2 separate regions of the Homo sapiens genome follow, and region 2 is linked to region 1. A link is a contact called in ENCODE Hi-C or POLR2A ChIA-PET data. All regions are on one chromosome and are shown on one strand. Each heading gives the region's core, a stretch centred on a gene start or an enhancer-like site at or near the end of the contact. The rest is flanking DNA. Distances are from core to core; before and after follow the strand shown. Region 1 holds the start of FGF22 (fibroblast growth factor 22). Region 2 holds the start of ABCA7 (ATP binding cassette subfamily A member 7).

Region 1 (5,729 bases), core at 1,891-4,390:
GGCAGAGGGAACGGGAAGCAGGACGGCCCCCACGAGCTGGGGGAGTGCAGAGATCGATGAGGACCCCGTGGGAGGGCCAGGTCAGCGCTGTCCCTGCAGCTCAGCCCAAGAGCAGCATCTGTGTGTGTGTATGGCGGGGGGGCTCCCACACACCCAGAGGGACGGACGTCAGGGGGGCAGCAACACCACGAGGAAGGTTGGGAAAGGGTTCCTGGGATGTGGGAGTCAGAAGGGGCAGGGCCCACCCAGACCACTGATAACTGTCAATGAGCCAGCGACCAGCAGCACCCCAGGGAGCCCCCAGCCCGGCCCTCAGAGCTCACACCACCCCATATGGAGCCCCCAGCCCGGCCCTCACAGCTCACACCACCCCAGAGACCCCCCAGCCCGGCCCTCAGAGCTCACACCACCCCAGGGAGCCCCCAGCCCGGCCCTCACAGCTCACACCACCCCAGGGACCCCCCAGCCCGGCCCTCACAGCTCACACCACCCCATATGGAGCCCCCAGCCCGGCCCTCACAGCTCACACCACCCCATATGGAGCCCCCAGCCCGGCCCTCACAGCTCACACCACCCCAGAGACCCCCCAGCCCGGCCCTCACAGCTCACACCACCCCAGGGACCCCCCAGCCCGGCCCTCACAGCTCACACCACCCCATATGGAGCCCCCAGCCCGGCCCTCACAGCTCACACCACCCCATATGGAGCCCCCAGCCCGGCCCTCACAGCTCACACCACCCCATATGGAGCCCCCAGCCCGGCCCTCACAGCTCACACCACCCCATATGGAGCCCCCAGCCCGGCCCTCACAGCTCAGCTGCCCGGCCCACGCACAGTCACTGGGACTCCGGACTGGGACTCTGGACTGGAGGCCGGGCTGGCAGTGGCCTAGAGTGGGACACCGGTGGTTTATGGGACACCACAGACATGCTTGAGCGCCGACTGTATGCCAGCTGTCCTACCAAGCCCGCTCAGCAGCCCACGTTGCAGAGGGGCCAGTTGAGGCCTGGGAGTGGCAGAGCCAGATTTGGACGCCATCGTCTGTGGGTAGCCCTGGGTGAGCCCTGCCCCACCCTGAGCTGAAGTGTCTTGTCCAGCAAGGACCCTGGGGCCAGCCGCCACTCCTCACCCACACTCGCTCACCCCGGCCTGGGTGTCTGCCGCTTTGTCAGCTGGGTGTACAGTTCCCTGCGTGCCCGGCCAGCTCCCTGTCAAAGTGAAAGCTCCTCGGGGCAGCCTCCCAGCCCGACCTTCCAGGACACACAGGAACGTCTTTGAGGTGGTTGTTCTGGGGCGTCTGTGTCACGATCTCCCCTGGCCCCTTCCTCGCCCTGCACCTCCCCTCCCCTGGCAAGGTGCCTCCCAACACCGCCGTTCACTGTTCTGCGCACCCACCTGCACCCTTGTTCACGTCATTCACTGTTCTTTTTTTTTTTTTTTTTTTGAGACGGAGTCTCGCTCTGTCGCCCAGGGTGGAGGGCAGTGGCGCGATCTCAGCTCACTGCAAGCTCCACCTCCCGGCTTCACGTCATTCTCCTGCCTCAGCCTCCCGAGTAGCTGGGACTACAGGCGCCCGCCACCACACCCGGCTAATTTTTGTATTTTTGGTAGAGACGGGGTTTCACCGTGTTAGCCGGGATGGTCTCGATCTCCTGACCTCGTGATCTGCCCGCCTCGGCCTCCCAAAGTGCTGGGATTACCGACGTGAGCCACTGCACCCGGCCAACCGTTCACTGTTCTGTGCACCCACCTGCGCCCTTGTTCACGTGTCTAACTGCTGCGCGCCTCTGCTCTGGGAGCCCCAGGAGGGTGGGCGTCTCTGTCACCACTGGGTCCCCCATGCGGAGCACAGCACCCACAAGGTGCCCGATTAGTGACCAGCGAATGCACGAAGGGCAGGAGAGCCCTCAGCTAGCCCTCACCCCCATCACCGTCCAGCTGGGGAAACCGAGGCTTGGAGAGAGGCAGAGACTGTTCCAGGTCAGGCAGCGGAGCCAGGCCTCTGCCCCGGCCCGAGGCCACCCCGCCTGGCCATGCCCGCCATGGATGGACCGGCCCAGCCAGTCCCCTGTCCGCCCTCGTCACGTGCGGCCTAATGAGGGCCTTGGCGCCCAGATGAAAGCGGTGGGAAGGACAGGGGGTGATTACCTGCCCTGATGGTGGTGATTCAGGCGGCAGCCAGCGGGCCCGGGCCCCCTTCCCAGTGCCCCCCGCCCGGCGGGGACACCGACTCCCCTGGCCTCCAGGTACCCACATCCCCTGCTGTGCCCAGCCTCTCCTCTTGCTCCTGACATTCCACAAACACTGAGGGCCTACCTCAGTGTGCTCGGCAGACCCTGGGGACAGAGACGCCCGCTCCGTGACGTCCTGGGCCCTGTGGGGACCCAGCTCCGCCACCCCTGTCAGTGTGACCCTGGGCAGGTCCCATCCCTTCTGTGTGCCTCCTTGTCCTCACCTGCCAGATGGGGTGTCTGGGAAGAAGCAGAGGGGGCCCCGACTCAGGCAGCCCTGACTGGATTCTGTGATGTCAGGAGTCCGGAGGTCAGCCCCCCGCCGCTTCCGCCATGCAGCTGGGCCTGCCCCAGCCCCTCTGGAGCCTCAGTTTCCCACCTGCAGATGGGTGGCCCCACCCACAGGGTTGTACCACACGGACGCTTCTCTGCCCCTGAGCCGGGTCCGCCGCTGCAGCCTTCGCTTTAACAGTGCAACCCTCCCACCAGGCAGGCTGCACCCATCTCACAGACCACGGAAACTGAGGCCGAGGCTGCACAGAGGAGCCTCCGGGACTCCCCCGCGGGCGCAGGTCACCGTGAAGACGGCGGCCGCGTTGCCGTCACCCGCCGCCTCCCCACCCCAGGCCCCCGCCGCCCCGCACTCACTGTCCTGGCCGTGGCGCCAGCGGGTGCCCTGCACGCGGCCGCCGGGATCCACGCGCAGGAAGAAGTGAGTGGAGGAGAAGAGGCGCCGCCAGCGCACGTCGCCCTCCAGGTGCGGGTAGCTGCGCGGTCCCCGCGACGCGCTCGGGGTTCCCGCGGCGTCCGGCGCCCGCGCCAGCAGCAGCCAGGCCAGGCCCAGCCACAGGCGGCGGCGCATGACCCGGCACCCGGTTCGCTGCGCGCTCGTCGCTCCCGGGCGTCCGCGGCTCTGCCTTCGCGCGGCGGGGCCAATGGGGCGCCTCGGGGGCGGGGCCGGGTTCGCTGGGGCGGGGACGCCGGCCAATGGGGTGCCTCGGGGCGGGGGCGGGGTCCACTTGGGCGGGACCAGGCTAGGGCGCCGGCCAATGGGACGTCTCGGGGGCGGGGGCCAGGTGCACAGGGGCGCGGCCGTGCGGGACTCCGCGCTCGGCCTCCGCGCGTTTGTTGTTTGTCTCGCGGGGCGTGTCCGTGAGTCAGCCGAGTCCCCGGGCGGGCTAGGACCTCGGGTTGCGGGGGCGGGAGTGTGAGACGCGGGCCGCAGAGACCTGGAGGGAGACAGAGACCCGGAGGGAGACAGAGACAGAAAGACGGCGGCAGTCAAGAGACACAAGGAAGATGACCGGGAGAGACGAGAGAGACACAGAGACAGAGAGGGGCAGAGGCGGAGATGCTTGGGGACAGAGATGGACACGGGAGGTCCTGCCGCGTGCGTCAGCCGTGGGACCAGCCAGGCTCCGGGGCATGCCCTCGTGGGACTTCTCTCCCCGCAAATTGTAGTTTCCCGAAAGCCAGGCCCACAAGGGTGTGGGAATGCGCGGGTGGGTGGGCAGGTGACGACTGGGGACGTGTGTTTGGGCAGGTAGGTGGGCAGGAGGGAGGATAGCCACGTAGACCTGTCGGTGGCCGGCTGGCGGGGCACGTCGGAGGCGGCAGGAATGGGGCGGCCCCATTCGCACCCACACTTGCTCCTCCCTTAGAGCCATACCCCAGGCCCCACGGGGAACCACCCAGCAAGGCGGCTGGCCCCCACCCTTCCTCTGCCTGCCCCATGCGCTGGGCCCCAAAAGGTGAGCACAGTGACCCTCACAGACTCACAGCCAAGTGGAGGCATTGACAACTGGGGAAACCGAGGCCTGAGAGGGGCGGCGACCTCCGCTGTGGGGACACAGCTCCCAGCAGCCCAGTCCTGGCCCTGCGGCCACAGCCCCAGGTGGCACCCACCTTTAAATAGCACCAGGCTGAAGACATGGCGACCAGCCTGTCCTGCCGGGGAGCCCTCTGGAGGGATAACCGGTCTGGCTGGACGCTGGGATGCCTTCTTGGTGGCTCAGGCATCTCCTGACCCTCTCTTCCTGGCTTAGGCGGGTCACACAGAGGGTGTGGCAGGTGCCACAGTCTCAGGGACAGGGGTCCCCATGGCTGAGGTCCAGCCTGGCCTGGCTTCCCACACTAGAGCCCTGTGGCCAACACCCCAAGCTTCGGTTCCGCCTCTGTAAAATGGGCCAGTAAAGAGACGTCTGGAGGAAGACAATGAGACCCTCCACGGAGCACGCTGGGCAGAGGGCGCGGCACCAGACACTGAAGAAATGTCCACCGCCTTCTCGCCAGCAGGAGCCCAGGTCTTCCCTTCTTAGAGTGTCCGCCCCCCACCGCGGAAGGGTGATCTGAGGGCCTTGTGAGAAATGATGGGGATGGGACCCACAGCGGTGAGACTGGCCCCACCCCAGGCGTCTGAGTTTCTTTAATGACACCTCGGAAACATCACTCATATACCACACAATTCACCCACTTACACTGTACAGTTCAGTGATTTTATTTTATTATTATTTCTTTGAGACGGAGTCTGGCTCTGTCACCCAGACTGGAGTGCAGTGGTGCGATCTCGGCTCACTGCAAACTCTGCCTCCCTGGTTCAAGCGATTCTCCTGCCTCAGCCTCCTGAGTAGCTGGGATTACAGGCACCTGCCACCACACCCAGCTAATTTTTGTATTTTTAGTAGAGACAGAGTTTTACCATGTTGGCCAGGCTGGTCTCAAACTCCTGACCTCGTGATCTACCTGCTTCTGCCTCCCAAAGTGCTGGGATTACAGGCATGAGCCACTGCACCCAGCCAGTTCAGTGATTTTAGTACCTCGTAGAGTTGTGCAACCACCACGACTGTCTAGTTCCAGAAGATTCCATCACCGCAAGAAGAAGCCCCATCAGCTGTCACTCATCCCCTCTGCCAGCCCCCGGCACCCACACATCCCCTTCCTGCCTCTGTGGATGGGCCTGTTGTGGACATTTCATATAAAGGGGATCACACACTGTGTGTCCTTCTGTGTCTGGCGTCTTTCACTGAGCATGACATCCTCAAGGTGCATCCGCGCTGTGGCTGGGGCAGAGCCTTGCTCCTTTTCACGCCTGTAATCCCAGCTACTCAGGAGGCTGAGGCAGGAGAATCTATACAACCCAGGAGGCGGAGGTTGCAATGAGCTGAGATCATGCCACTGCCCTCCAGCCTGGGCGACAGAGCGAGACTCTGTCTCAAACAAAAACAACAACAACAAACACCGATCAGGGCTGGGCTGGCGCACGCTTTGTATTGAGTGGTGTCTTCCTCTTTGTAGCCTCTGTGGTTGGCCCAAAGGTAAGTCCCCACCCTGATCCCTAGAATGTGACATTTGCCTTATTTGGAAAAAGAGTCTCAATATATTGACACCATGAAGATCTGAACGATATGGAGAAGATTGTCCTGGGGCATCCTAAACGCGGTCACAATACGGAGACAGGAGGAGATTTCACACAGGCAGACGAGGAGGCTGCAGTGCGAC
Region 2 (4,837 bases), core at 1-2,500, 400 kb before region 1:
GACTGGGCAGGGGACGGGACAGAGAGGTCAGGACAACGGTCGGGCTGAAGACGTGCGGTGCGGCTGCGGGCAACTCCCTGCCCCTTTCTGAACCTCATTCCTTTATCCCACAGCGCAGGGTTCCTGGAAGCTCTGATTAGAGCGAGGCAAACAGTAGTCACTCGATAAAGAGGCTCCGCTACCCCAGGGGTGGAGTAAACCAATGGGAGCGCAACCCGCAGCCGTCCTCGCATCTGATTGGCTGCCAGGACTGTCGCTCTGAGCAGGGCTGACAGCTGGGGACTTAAAGATCATCCTCTAATCCTCCAGGGACCGAGTTTGGGCTTAACGCTTTCGTCACCAGGCTCCACCCCAAGCCTCACCTGGAAGCCTCTTCCAGGTCCTGACCCCCAGCCTCCTGCCTGGCCCAGCCCAGGCAAGGATTCCTTTCCCCTCACTGTTCTCCGAAGATAACAGCAACGAATATTGGCAGTGCTGGACATTTCACACGCCCAGGGGAAGTGCTGGACTATCACCCCACTCTACAGAAGTGGAAACCGAGGCCCAAGAAAGCAAACCCAGGCACCCAGAGAGACAGGCAGTTGCCCAGCTGGAGGCACGACCCCAGCTCTGCCCACACCTTATGTAGCATTAATCGCTCAGAGGGACCGCGGGAGCCAGAGAAAGAGTCAGGCGAAGGGGCTGGGATAGAGACTCCTGGAGTCAGCGATTCCTGATCTATTTTCCTTGGGCCGGTCCACCTCTGACACAGATGGAGAATCTGACGCTGACAGAGGGGCAGGAAGTTGCTAAAGGTGACCAGGCCGGAACTGGGACCTCAGACCCAGACCCTTACGCCAGGGTTCTTTCCTTTACATCAAGCGGGACTTAGGATCTGGGGGAGTGGGCTCAGTTTCTCCATTTGTAAGACGGGGCAAGGGGGAGTGCAGGAGTTCTAACGGGCAGGGGGCTGCAGGTGTGTGATCGGCAAAGGCCCTCTTAAGGGTCCCAGATGTCCGATGCCCCCCTTGAGAATCAGTGATCAATTCAGCCGTCGTCAACATTCACCGGAAGGAGGTCAGAGGCTGGACCCCCTAATTCCCAGGGAACTTGCATCCCTCCCGGCCCCAACCCCGCATTCTCGAGTCTCGGGCCTTCTTCCCTCTCCGAGTCCTTCTCACCTTCCAGGGGCTCCGCAGCTCTTGCCGCCTTCCCTCCGCCCAGCAGCAGGCAGGGAGCGCGCCGCCCCTTAAGCCAAGTGCGCTGAGCTTGCCCGCGCAGGTAGCAGCGCCGGGGCACGCCCCTGCCTCTGCACGCTGCTATTGGGCGACCTGCCCGTCACTCACTGGCCTGCTCCGTCGGAGCTGCGCGGGCCAAGGGAGGAGACGGGATCACAGAAGGGCCTCGCCTAGCCGGGTTTCTTAAAGGGACCGCGCGGCTCTTGCTGCATCACCGTAGGGTGGCGGAGTGCCCGGCAGGTCCCAGGCAGGCCGCCCTCCGGGAACGAGGCTGCGCTGTCTTTGGGGAGCCAGGCTGCCTCCCCACGTTGTATAACCGGCTGCAATACCGCAGCTCCGAATTGCAGGAGTTCCCTCTGTCCCCGCTGTCCCCGGGGCTGGCCAGGCTCCCTCTAGTTTAGTCCAGACTCTGGGACTACACTCGTCCGTCTGTAAAGTAGGGGTTCCACTAGATCATTCGTTCATTCATTCATTCCACGAACGCTCCTCGGCTTCTGCAGAGGATGGCAGGAGGGGGAGGGGGCCAACATTCTAGAGTCTCCGATTATAGTGGCTACCCTGATTTTGAGGAAAACCCGTTTCCCACTCTGGAAGAAGAGTTGAAATAAACTCTTCAGGCTGGAGGTGAAGCTGAAATGGGAGCGTGTGGGTCCACAGCTTTGAAGGCGCTGGGGAGAGTGAGAGGCGTGGGGACGGCTCCCGCGGCAGGAGGTGGCATTGCCGTTGGGGCTTTGAGGATAAATAGGAGTTCGCCAACGGGGAGACATCCAGGCTGAGGCCACGAGACTTGCGCTGTAAGGTAGAGTGCAGCCAAAGCGCATGGGGGGCATTTGAGGGAACTGCCTCTTCTCCAAATGGCCAGGAAGCCCAGCCTCTCCCTCTACCCCAAGTCCCGGCCCTTCAAATCATTCATTCCACCCAGACTCACCTGTGGCTTCAGCTTTTGCTCCTCCTCCCAATGGTGAGGTGGACATTTTCCCCTTGATCCCCCCATCCCCCAAGACCTCCTCTCTCCCCACAAAAGCATCAAAGCAAAGCACGCCCTCATCGACGCCAACTCTCTTGGCCACCTTCTCTTCGTACAAACAGAGGTTTTATTGCGTTTGGTCCACAGTCGTATTTCACATTATCTCACGGAGCAGGTCCCCTGGGTGGGGGGTCCCTGTGCAGTACTTGGCGGGGCATGTGGCCGGGGAAGATGGAGCAGTATAAGCTGGTCGGGCCCAGAAGGGAGGAGGGCTGGGGGCTCCTTAAAACCTACTGAGGGGCTGGGCACGGTGGCTCACACCTGTAATCTCAGCGCTTGGGGAGGCGGAGGCGGGCGGATCACACCTGAGGCCAGGAGTTCGAGACCAGCCTGGCCAACATGGGGAAACCCCATCTCTACTAAAAATACAAAAATTAGCCGGGCGTGGTGGAGCACCTGCAGTCCTAGCTACTCAGGAGGCTGAGGCTGGAGAATCGCTTGAGCCCGGAAGGTGGAGGTGCAGTGAGCCAAGATGGCGCCACTGCACTCCAGCCTGGGCAACAACCACAACTGAAAAAAAAATCTACTGAGGCCAGAGTGGGTTGGGGCGGGGAGCATGGAGAGGGGGTCAGGCTTAGCCCCAACAACTCAGAATTTCACTTCCTTGTACGGCCCTCACTTTCTCCACCTGGCCCCGGGGCAGGTCTGAGGGTCTGAAGTCTGTTGGTCTGAAGGTCCTAGGCAAATCCAGTCACTTGGGAGCCGGAGATATTTAACATCACGGCCCGGTCCCCTTTCCCAGGGGACTCATTTCCTAGCACTCTCTCCACTGTCCTTGCCCCACCCCTGGGGGAAAAAATGTATTTTTCTTTTGTGAATACTTCCTGAAACTTGCGGGCATAGAAACCACAAACTGCTCAGCTGACAAAAGGGGGAAGAGGCGAGGCAAGCAGAAACCGTCGGGGACCGGTTCCTTCCAAGCCCAGGTCTCTTCTTCCCAGCACAGCCTGAATGTGCCAGCAGGGACCCTCGCCCTACACGTATTGGGATATGGCCTTGACCCCTTCCCCCACAGCCCAGTGGCTCAGCCTTGCGAAGGATCAAGGCAAAGGGGAAAAAAGCTCTGCTGCCTGATCCCACGCTGACACTCACAGACCCTTGGTTGACTGGCAGCACTGAACGGGTTAAGAAAAAAAAAAAAAAGATGAAAACACAGAAAAACCCAAAAACCCAGATGGGCAGACGATGTGGGGAGAGAGCGTGCTGGGAGCCTCAGTAGCCGGCCTCCTCCTGGTAGTAAGGGGGATATTCAGGGACCTCCCCCGGGTCCGGGCAGTCGCCGGTGCCCGAGGGAGCCCCATCGGCCACTGTGCCTTGCGGGCAGTACTTGGGGTCATATATCTGCCGGCCCAGGCCGAAGACCTGGCCGCTCTGGTTGGCGCCCTGCGTGTAGCCCATCTGCAGGGACATGGAGGAGTTGTCACACTTGTCGGTTCCCAGCTTGGTATCATAGATGTGCCGCCGGGTCCCGGGAGCCGTCATGCCCACCTGGAGAGGAAGGAGGGGTGGAGCAGGTCATGGTGGAGAGAAGAGGGGACCTTCACTGGGTGCACTGGCTCACGCCTGTAATCCCAGCACTTTGGGAGGCCAAGGTGGGAGGATCACCTGAGGTCAGGAGTTCCAGTCCAGCCTGGCCAACACGGTGAAACCCTGTCTCTCCCAAAAATACAAAATTAGCTGGGCGTGGTGGCACATGCCTGTAATCCCAGCTACTCGGGAGGCTGAGGTGGGAGGATCACCTGAGGTCAGAAGTTCAAGACCAGCCTGGCCAACACGGTGAAACCCCATATCTACTAAAAATACAAAAATTAGCCGGGCGTGGTGGCGGGCGCCTGTAGTCTCAGCTACTCGGGAGGCTGAGGTGGGAGGATCACCTGAGGTCAGGAGTTCAAGACTAGCCTGACCAACACAGTGAAACCCCGTCTCTACTAAAAATACAAAAATTAGCTGGGTGTGGCCGGGTGCGGTGGCTCACACCTGTAACCCTAGCAGTTTGGGAGGTCAAGGCGGGTGGATTGCCTGAGCTCAGGAGTTCGAGACCAGCCTGGGCAACATGGTGAAACCCCATGTCTACTAAAAATACAAAAATTGGCCGGGTGTGGCAGCATGCACCTGTAGTCCCAGCTACTCGGGAGGCTGAGGCAGGAAGGAGAATCTCTTGAACCCGGGAGGCAGAGGTTGCAGTGAGCCGAGATCGTGCCACTGCACTCCAGCCTGGACAACAGAGTGAGATCCTATCTCAAAATAAATACATAAATAAAATAAATAAAGATTAAAAAAAAAGAATTGGGTGGACCTTTGGGCAGTCCTTAAGGGAAAATGACACAGGGTGAGGTAGTAACTTCCCTAGAGACCCACAGCCAGGTGGAAATGACAGAGGCTGAAATCCAAGGCGGAGACAGAGAGCGGGGAGGGAAGCCGGAGGTGGTCTAGGGAAGGGGCTGAGACTGAGAGTGGGGAGAGAAGCTGGAGGTGGCCCCAGGGAGGGGCCGAGACCACAGGGTGTAGAGGGGCAGGGAGAGGAGTCGGGGGCACCCGGGCGAGCCCCACCTGGCTGGCACACTTGTTCGTGCCCATCTGGAGGCTGATGGTC

What was found. A loop is a pair of places that touch in the nucleus more often than their neighbours do. ChIA-PET counts read pairs that join two places held with the same protein, here RNA polymerase II (POLR2A). Pooled maps may share reads with other maps.
Region 2: a pooled map shows a loop between it and region 1 (4-fold over the local background). The contact joins the promoter of ABCA7 here to the promoter of FGF22 in region 1. A Hi-C loop is called at or near these places in 4 of 50 pooled maps. POLR2A ChIA-PET finds 5 or more read pairs at or near these places in 2 of 52 experiments (T-cell and activated CD4-positive, alpha-beta T cell).

Annotation. Positions count from the first base shown.
Region 1 is chr19:637,290-643,018 of GRCh38, reverse strand. FGF22 (fibroblast growth factor 22) reads right to left here and starts at 3,140. Exons shown (of 3, transcript NM_020637.2): 1 at 2,880-3,140. The coding sequence starts at 3,093. It overlaps LOC105372234 (a long non-coding RNA gene), which reads right to left. Exons shown (of 2, transcript XR_936226.2): 2 at 4,713-5,729. RefSeq lists a silencer at 2,968-3,457 and an enhancer at 3,799-4,524.
Region 2 is chr19:1,036,520-1,041,356 of GRCh38, reverse strand. ABCA7 (ATP binding cassette subfamily A member 7) reads right to left here and starts at 1,250. Exons shown (of 47, transcript NM_019112.4): 1 at 1,161-1,250; 2 at 1-132. It overlaps CNN2 (calponin 2), which reads right to left. Exons shown (of 7, transcript NM_004368.4): 6 at 4,795-4,837; 7 at 2,292-3,732. The coding sequence ends at 3,457. RefSeq lists enhancers at 1-203, 2,096-2,595, 2,596-3,097, 2,685-3,244 and a silencer at 115-254.